Regions from separate parts of the Homo sapiens genome. Here region 1 is linked to region 2. Evidence: read pairs that join two places in POLR2A ChIA-PET (ENCODE). Cell type or tissue: A673. All regions are shown on one strand. Links, peaks and the distances in the headings refer to the core of each region. The heading gives the core; the rest is flanking DNA. Region 1 overlaps NIPBL (NIPBL cohesin loading factor). Region 2 holds the start of CPLANE1 (ciliogenesis and planar polarity effector complex subunit 1).

The links. ChIA-PET counts read pairs that join two places held together with the same protein. Peaks named below come from ENCODE experiments on the same cell type or tissue, not always from the same donor. Only the 100,000 strongest peaks of a DNase experiment are listed, where the experiment ranks them.
Region 1: POLR2A ChIA-PET joins it to region 2 with 11 read pairs; 4 of 35 experiments call an interaction of 5 or more read pairs at or near these places.

The regions. Positions count from the first base shown.
Region 1 is chr5:36,976,928-36,981,324 of GRCh38, forward strand. All of the region lies in intron 9 of NIPBL (NIPBL cohesin loading factor), which reads left to right. Among named protein-coding and RNA genes, the nearest start is that of NIPBL, 100 kb to the left of the region's middle. In A673, for the core only: no CTCF peak of the experiment used is centred there; no DNase peak of the experiment used is centred there.
Region 2 is chr5:37,246,870-37,251,266 of GRCh38, forward strand. It overlaps CPLANE1 (ciliogenesis and planar polarity effector complex subunit 1), which reads right to left and starts at 2,507. Exons shown (of 53, transcript NM_001384732.1): 1 at 2,376-2,507; 2 at 749-876. The coding sequence starts at 829. CPLANE1-AS1 (CPLANE1 antisense RNA 1) reads left to right here and starts at 2,177. Exons shown (of 2, transcript NR_134263.1): 1 at 2,177-2,352; 2 at 3,528-3,777. RefSeq lists silencers at 2,008-2,147, 2,348-2,827. In A673, for the core only: no CTCF peak of the experiment used is centred there; DNase peaks (open chromatin) are centred at 1,742, 2,202 and 2,622; H3K4me3 peaks cover 1,672 bases; H3K27ac peaks cover 1,273 bases.

The DNA of each region.
Region 1 (4,397 bases), core at 143-4,142, 270 kb before region 2:
AGCAAACCTTAGAAATTAAGAGTCTTTTGGTGGTAATTACAGTGAAGTGTTCCCTTTTGTCTGACTAGTATGTTAGGATGGAGTTTCAAGACATACCTGGTCTATGAGTTTATGAGCTTTCCTTGCGCTTCATAATCAAACAAAAATAAATTCATAGTAAGTTCTTAGTAATTTGGTATACACTGTATACAAAATTTCTTTCATGTTTTAAGAGACTGATGAATCAGTGATTCAAATTAGCAATATAATTGATGAATTTGATTGCTATATAAATGCATATACACATTTGATCAGACCAAAAGCATGCTTTATGATTTAATTTTATGATTAAAATATTTTAGGTTGATTTTCAGTTCTTATATTTTATTTCTTGGTAATGATAAAACTTCTTGATATTGGGTAGAGCTGATTTTTATATATGATGTGTTCAGTGTTTGACAGGATCATGACAAGATAATTGTGTTTCTATGCTAAGAAACATGCTGAAGATTAGTATTATATTTCCTGTCTGTCATGATGGCTCATTTTAATGTTATTGAAAAAAAATGGACTGTATTTAGTAATTGTTGTACTACAATGTTTGCAACATATGTAAATCAGAAATAGATGCAAATAAAGAGATTGCTAGAAGTCTTCATTTTACTGGCTAGGGAGCTGGGTTTTTTTTTCTTTGTCTTTTTTTTTTTTTAATATAGATTCAGGGGATATATGTACAGGGGTTTGTTACGTGGGTATATTGTGTGGTGGTGAGATTTGGGCTTGTAGTGAACCCGTCACCCAAATAGTGATCATAGTACCCATTAGATAGTTTTTCAACCTTGGCTTCGTCCCTTTTTCCCCCTTTTTGAGTCCCCTGTGTCTGTTGTTTCTAACTTTATGTCCGTGTGTACCCATTGTTGAATTCCCACTTATAAGTGAGAACCTGTAGTGTTTCATTTTCTGTTTCTGCATTATTTCACTTAGGGTAGATAATGGCCTCAAACTGCATCCATGTTGCTGCAGAGGACATGATTTCATTCTTCTTTATGATTGTGTACCACGGTGTATATATACCACATTTTGTTTATCCAGTCCACTCCTGATGGACGCTTAGGTTGATTCTGTAACTTTGCTATTGTAAATAGTGCTGTGATAAACATATGAGTGCAGGTGTCTTTTTTATAAAGTAATTTTTTTCCCTATGGATAGAAACCCAGTAGTGGGATTACTAGGTCAAATGGTAGTTCTATTTTTTGTTCTTTGAGAAATCTCCATACTGTTTTTCATAAGGGTTGAACTAATTTACATTCCCACCAACAGTGTGTAAGTGTTCCCTTTTCTCTGCAGCCTCTGTTATTTTTTGACTTTTTAGTAATAGCCATTCTGACTGGTGTAAGATTGTATCTCATTGTGGTTTAATTTGCATTTCTCTGATGATTAATGATATTGAGCATTTTTTAAAATGTTTGTTGGCTGTGTGTACATCTTCTTTTGAGAAGTGTCTGTTCATGTCTTTTGCCCACTTTTTAGTGGGTTGTTTTTTTCTTGTTGATTTGAGTTCTTTATAGATTCTCAGTATTAGACCTTTGTTGGATGCATAGTTTGTAAATACTTTCTCTCATTCTCTAGGTTGTCTGTTTACTCTGCTATGGTTTCTTTTGCTGTACAGAAACTCTTTAGTTTAATTAAGTCCCATTTGTCAATTTTTCTTTGTGTTGTTTTTGCTTTTTAGGTCTTAGTCATAAATTCTTTAATTAGGACAATGTCCCAAAAGAGTTTTTTGCAGGTTTTCTTCTAGGATTTTTATTGTTTGAGGTCTTACAGTTACATATTTAATTCATCTTGAGTTAATTTTTGTATAGGTGAGAGGCAGGAGTCCCGTCTCGTTCTTCTGCTTATGGCTAGCCAGTTTTCCCAGCACCATTTATTGAATAGCGTGTACTTTTTCCATTGTTTATTTTTGTCAACTTTGTTGGAGATCAGTTGTTTTTAGGTATGTGGCTTTATTTCTGGGTTCTCTATCCTGTTCCATTGATCTGTGTGCCTATTTTTATACCAGTACCATGCTGTTTTGCTTACTCTAGTCTTGCAGTGTAGTTTGAAGTTTCCTAATATGATGCCACCAGCTTTATTCTTTTTGCTGAGGATTGCTTTGGCTATTCAGGTTCTTTGTTGGTTTTATATAAATTTTAGGATAGTTTTTCCAGTTCTTTGAAAAATTACGTTGGTAGTTTGATAGGAATAGTGTTGAATCTGTAGATTACTTTGGGCAGTATAGTCAGTTTTAACAATATTGATTCTTCCTATCCATGACCATGGAATGTTTTTGATTTGTTTGTGTTATCTATGATTTATTTTATCAGTGTTTTGTAGTTGTCCTTGTAAAGCTCTTGCAACTCCTTGTTTAAATGTATTCCTAGGTATTTTATTTTGTGTGTGTGGCTATTGTAAATGAGATTGAGTTCTTGATTTGGTTCTCAGCTCGAACGTTATTGGTGTATAGACATGCTACTGATTTTGGTACAATTATTTTGTATCCTAAAGCTTTATTGAAGTTATCAGGTCTATGAATCTTTTGGAGGAATTTTTAGGGTTTTCTAAGTATGGGATCATGTCATCAGTGAACAGAGATAATTTGACTTCCTCTTTTCCTATTTGGATGCCTAATATTCCTTTGTCCTGCCTGATTGCTCTGGGTAGGACTTCTGGAATTTTTTTTTAAACTGGTAAAGTTTTGATATTAAGGGTGAAATGTTGCTTGTACCTCTTCTCTTTAGTTTGCAGTATGAGGTTCAGGAAATAAATATATAGGTTCCAAATTATATCTCTTCCTCTAACCTGTTATAAAAGTATACGCATATCAAATGAAAAAAGTAATATTACTCAGCTTTTCTTATTAACCTGTTCAAAATTCCTGAATCTTAGGATAGCCAGTTTTGCAGGAAACATACAATATCACAATTCCCTGACCAAGAAATATTAGTTGCCCTGATAACTGAATTTTTTGCATGACGTTAAATCTGTATTATGGAAAAATGTGTTCTTGAAAAAGAATGTACTTTTTAAGTGAATTTTAATAGATGTTGATAGTAACAAAAACAGAGGAGGAATGGTGACCTTTTTTTTATGTATCATGTTTGTTGAATCCAAAGTTTCTACTTATAAAAATGGAATTAAAATAAGGGTCATATATAGTTCTAATTGCATATTAGCAAACTTATTTTATACTGCGAACTTTCCTTTGGAAAAATAGAACAAAGTCAACAGATACAACATACTGTTCTTGTAGAAACTTGTATATTTTATTTTCAATTATCTAAATAGTTTTTTCTGTAATCTGTGATGGCATAGTTAACAGATAACTGAAAAGTTGAATGAGCAGAGTTGACATTCAATTTTGGTGAAAATACAGGTATGCGGTGATAACCTGAGGATTAAAGTAGGTTTTGCTGATTTCATATTATTGTTGTCATTTCTAACTTGTTTCCTGAAAGCCACTTTCCTCTTATTTCGTGGATTTATAGTCACGTATCACATAATGATGTTTCATTTCACACCAGACTTTATATACAATGGTGGTCCCATAAAAATATAATATTGTATATTTACTCTACCTTTTTTATGTTTAGATATGTTTTAGATACACAGATGCTTACCATTGTGTTACAGTTGCCTACAGTATTCAGTATAGTAACATGCTGTACAGGTTTATAGCCTGGGAGCAATAAGCTATACCATATAGCCTAGGTACATAGTAGGCTATATCATCTAGGTTTATGTGAATATACTATATGATGTTCACGTAACAGAGACACCTCCTAACAATGCATTTCGCAGAATGTATCCTGTTGTTAAGCAATACATGAAATACATGACCGCATTTGAAAACTTTTGGAACTTAGATGCCACCTAACCCTTTTGATTTGAACTTGGCATATTGCATTCAGTTTCTGCATTGTGTGATGGGATGGTATTTGTTATATAAGAAGTTACCTTGAGATTTTGAGATGATTAAAGGTGTGTATATTGGTCCAAGGGTGTAGGTGAGGTCATAAATAAAAGCAAAATTCTTCTGAAGTGGTGGTTTTAGAGCCCTTAAGAGATGAAATACTTCCTTGAAATTAATTTGTCCCAGTTACCATTATTTTTACTTATTAAAGACTAAATGTTAAAGTGGACATTTAATATATTCAAACATTTGGCACTGAGGACTTTTTTACAACTGTTGTATTACTACTGGTGATATGGAGCAGGCAGGACTATTTGTCTGGCCTACTAGTTGCACTTTAGGATATGAGTTTGTTTGCCAATATATTCGTTTACTGTGAGAGAAATATTCCACTCAATAACCAGAAATCAAAAACACTGTACCTTATAAGTAAGATTAGAAAGTTCAACAAATGTAGAATATTTGTGGA
Region 2 (4,397 bases), core at 132-4,131:
TGCGTCCAGCCTGGGCAACAGAGCGAGACTCCATCTCAAAAAATAAAAATAAAAAAATACAAAATATCCAACCCTACAGCAGACCTAATTAACTGAAAACTTTGGGAACAGGGCCCAGCAATCTGTGTTTTAACCACCTCTCCAGATAGTTCTGATAGTTTGAGAACTCCTGTTACAGGGGAGTTAGTGGTATAATTTCTCACAGGAAATTTAACACTTTATTTCAATAATCATCACAAATAAAGTAGGGTTGCCTACTTTCCCTAAGTGGGGAATCTATGCCATATATTATGAATGGCATTCCTGGATTACTAACGTATTGTGGCCCATTTCTTCCATCCTAGTTTCCAAGAACACTTCATAGCACAATCATGAAAACCACAATAGGAGGAAACACTCCATTAACTGTTCCAGTAAAGGAAAGCTCAGGACATTAAATATTCCCTTTTGATATATGCCATCTCAACTTAACTTAAACTTGACTTAAACATAATATGAAAAAAATAGTTTAAGTAAAAATCTTCTAAATAAACCACTTAACATTCTGGAAAAGCTAACTTGCTCATTATAATAAAAACGAAACACACACAAAACCCTGTTCAGTGTGCAGGTAGGTGATCCTCCTGTAGATCCTCCTCCAGTAGATGATGTTTTATTTATTTAAGATCATAGAACACTCCTATATTACAGGCAAAACACACATATAACATATATAAAACTGGTATTGCATGAATAAAGAAAAACCTACCTTTCCCAACCAGGAGACACGTGGCCATGGTTTTTTCTGCTTAATACCTGTTGATGTCAAGATTTCTAATCTTATCTCCATGTTTGTTAAGCTATCAATGACCAATTAAGTAAAACAGTCCCAAGATTCTGTAAACAATAATAGTAATAAAATATAAATGATGCATAATATTCACTGGGCATTTTTTTTTTTTTTTTGAGACAAGAGTTTCGTTCTGTTGCCCCAGCTGGAGTGCAGTGATATGATCTCAGCTCACTGCAACCTCCGCCTCCCGGATTCAAGTGATTCTCCTGCGTTAGCCTCCCGAGTAGCTGGGACTACAAGCGTGTGCCACCACGCCTGGCTAATTTTAAGTAGAGATGGGGTTTCACCATGTTGGCCAGGCTGGTCTCAAACTCCTGACTTCAAGTGATCCATCCACTTCGTCCTCCCAAAGTGCTGGGATAACAGGCACGATCCACTGCGCATGGACCACTGAAGATCTTAACTGACAATTTTCATAAAGTTTTGATTTATATTTTATTTCTGAGTTGAAGTTTTGCTCTTGTAGCCCAGGCTGCAGTGCAGTGGCGCGATCTCGGCTCACTGCAACCTCCGCCTCCCGGGTTCAAGCGATTCTCTTGCCTCAGCCTCCCGAGTAGCTGGGATTACAGGCATGCACCACCACACCGGACTAATTTTTTTGTATTTTTAGTAGAAACCGGGTTTCACCATGTTGGCCAGGCTGGTCTCGAACCCCTGACCTTGGGTGATCCGCCCGACTCAGCCTCCCAAAGTGCTGGGATTACAGGCGTGATCCACTGTGCCCGGCCAAATTAGATGGGCTTGTTTTTTTGTTTTTTTAATAAAATAGCTTTAAAAGAAAAACTACTCAGAGACAGCACACAAAGATCTATCAAGATGCTAGCTATCAGTCAGCACGGAGGCTGAGATGGGAAGATCGCTTGAGGACAAGAGAGTTCGAGGCTGCAGTGAGCTGTGATTGTGCCTGTGAGAGCCACTGCACTCCAGCGTGGGCAACGCAGCGAAGACTCCGGCTCAAAAATAAATAAATAAAATTGCAAATAAAATAAATTCTCACAAAAGGGTTAACCAAATGCCAGAGAAACGCCGGCATTAGAAAAGCATCATTTGCAGCTCCTAATGAAATAACAAATCCAGTCAATAGTATCAGCGCTGCTAAAATTATTGAGTGAAAAAATACTGGGAACTTTATGCACTGACATACCCTAAATCCATTAGTCAATCTTAAAATTGCTAAGAGCGAGGAAAATTGACGTTCTATTCCTCCGGATCCTGCTCGAGAAGCTGGGGGACTCGGGTCCGGTGCCGAGGTGTGGCCCGAGCCTGGCACCACCCACGCCGGCCGGGTGACCCCGGCCCCTTGGGGCTCCCGCGCTCCGTCAGCAGGCGACGCTGGGAGGCTGGGGTAGGCCCAGAGCGAGGACGGGCCCGGACTGGGTAGTGGGGATGTACCAGGGCCGGGTGCGGCGGGAGACGGCCCGGGAGGCGGAAGGTCGCGGACCTGCCCGACAGAAGAGTAGATGAGGGGAGACCGAGGACGCCCGGGTCCGGGGAGCTTACGAGGAGGCCAGGATCGCGGGGTAAGGAATCCGCGGGCAGTTACCTCCGCCAGGGGCAGGGTCCGGCCAGTCAGGCGCGAGAAGGCTAGGCGAGGCCGACTGCGCGGGGTGAAGACGCCAGGCCGACAGCTGCGGGCCCTACCGCCAGCCCTGACGCGAGCCTGCGTCCTGGCGACGGCGGAGGGCGGGCAGGGGGCGCGGGCGCTGCCACGGCGCCTGCTCAGAACCGGCCGGGAACGCCGCGGGCGGGTCTCCCCGGTCCTCCGCCCCTCCAGCCCTGCTCTCAGGCCTCCGCCCGGGCCCTCTAAGCTGCCAGCCGCGCCCGCCTCCGGGCTCCTCGCCCCTCCTCCCGCGCGCTCCCCTCCTCAGCGGCCGCCGGACCCCCTCAGTTCACTTCTCCCAGTTAACGCGTTCCTCGGACGCTGCTAGTTTGAGCGCACAGGCATTGGGCGGGGCTCACGGGGGAGCCGCTTAATAACCGACCAACATGAAACTCAAGGGCTGCCCCTTCCTAGCGGGGACCCTGCACAGACCCGAAAATAAGGGGTTTTGCTCTGCCCTCCTCAGTTCACGTGGGCACCTTGGAACACTGAAGAAGGCATTTTCCGAACTCACTGTCCTACGGACTTATTCTCCGCACTGTTTTCGCCTCCTTCGCCCTGTTCTCGTGACTGACAGGAGCAGGGGTCACAAGCAGGCAGCCCGAGAGCTCTGCTCACCTGGAAAAGCATTTTTGTGTAGCTTAAATGTGAAGGCCTCAGGCAGTGGCCTGTTGTCCTCCTCCACATGCGCCCATCTTCACTCTTTCATGTGACTGGCCTGTTTTTGAAGGCAGGACCCTGTCACCCTTGGCTAGGCCAGGTATGTTCTGCACCGAAAATGGCCCTGCCCTCTGCATTGGATGGCTAGCTCTTAGGTTGGTTTATTTTAGCAAATAAGCGTTACAGGGTAGGCGAACTGGCTGCATCAGAACCACAATTACCCCTGTGTCTCTGGGTGGGATAAATGGCGGATGGCATTCTGGCAGCTCAGCCCCACTTATCTCAGAGGTTATAGATCTGAGGTGGTTTAGATCCACCCCCAAATCACGAACATTTTACATAAGCCGTGCTAGAGTTAGCATAAAAGTCTCACAGAAAAATTTGGAAACTGAGAAATCCTAACCTATTCCCACAATCCTGTGTTCCCATTTTTAGGTCTTAAGATATGAAGACAATGGGATAACTGAGGCTGATTTTGCTGTGTGGCCATTAGACCTAGAAATATTGGTGTGATTCTGGAGTTGATTGCTCCACACGTTTATTTATTTATTTTCCTTTTTTTCCCTCCTCTTCCTCCTCCTCTATTCTTTAAAAACGTATGGAAATGTATCCGGCAATGTTTACTGTAAAAAATAATGTATGGAAATGACTACAATTTGCTAAAATAAAAATCATTGAGCACTTATGTGTGTCAGACACTATGCTAGGTATAAAGAGGGGAAGATGGTGTCCCTATTCAAAAGAGAGTCACACACACTTAAGTTACAGTGCAGTCATAAATACCATGATCGCAGTATGCACAGGTCCATTTTCTCTATCTGGGTGATGGGAAGGTTCAAAACTAAGCTAGGTTTTGAATGAGGAATAGTTTCATTTTGAAGCACATCCATTTTGCGATGCCTCTGGAGCTATCTAGTGAACAATTTAGATGCGTGGTTCAGAAGCTCGATGGGAGGCTTGGGAACACAGAATGTGTAAAATAAGCATCAGTCTCCCTTTCACCCTCTCTGCACTTTTTAAGGGTCATCTGTCTTTAGTATATATTGGTAAGAGATTTTATGGAGGATACCAATTCTTTTTTTTTTTTTTTGAGACAGAGTCTCACATTGTCACCCAGGGTGGAGTGCAGTTGCACGATCTCTGCTCACTGCAACCTCCGCCTCCCGGGTTCAAGCGATTCTCCTGCCTCAGCCTCCCAAGTAGCTGGGATTACAGGTGCCCACCACCAGGCCCAGCTAATTTTCGTATTTTTAGTAGAGACGGGGTTTCACTATGTTGGCCAGGCTGGTCTTGAACTCCTGACCT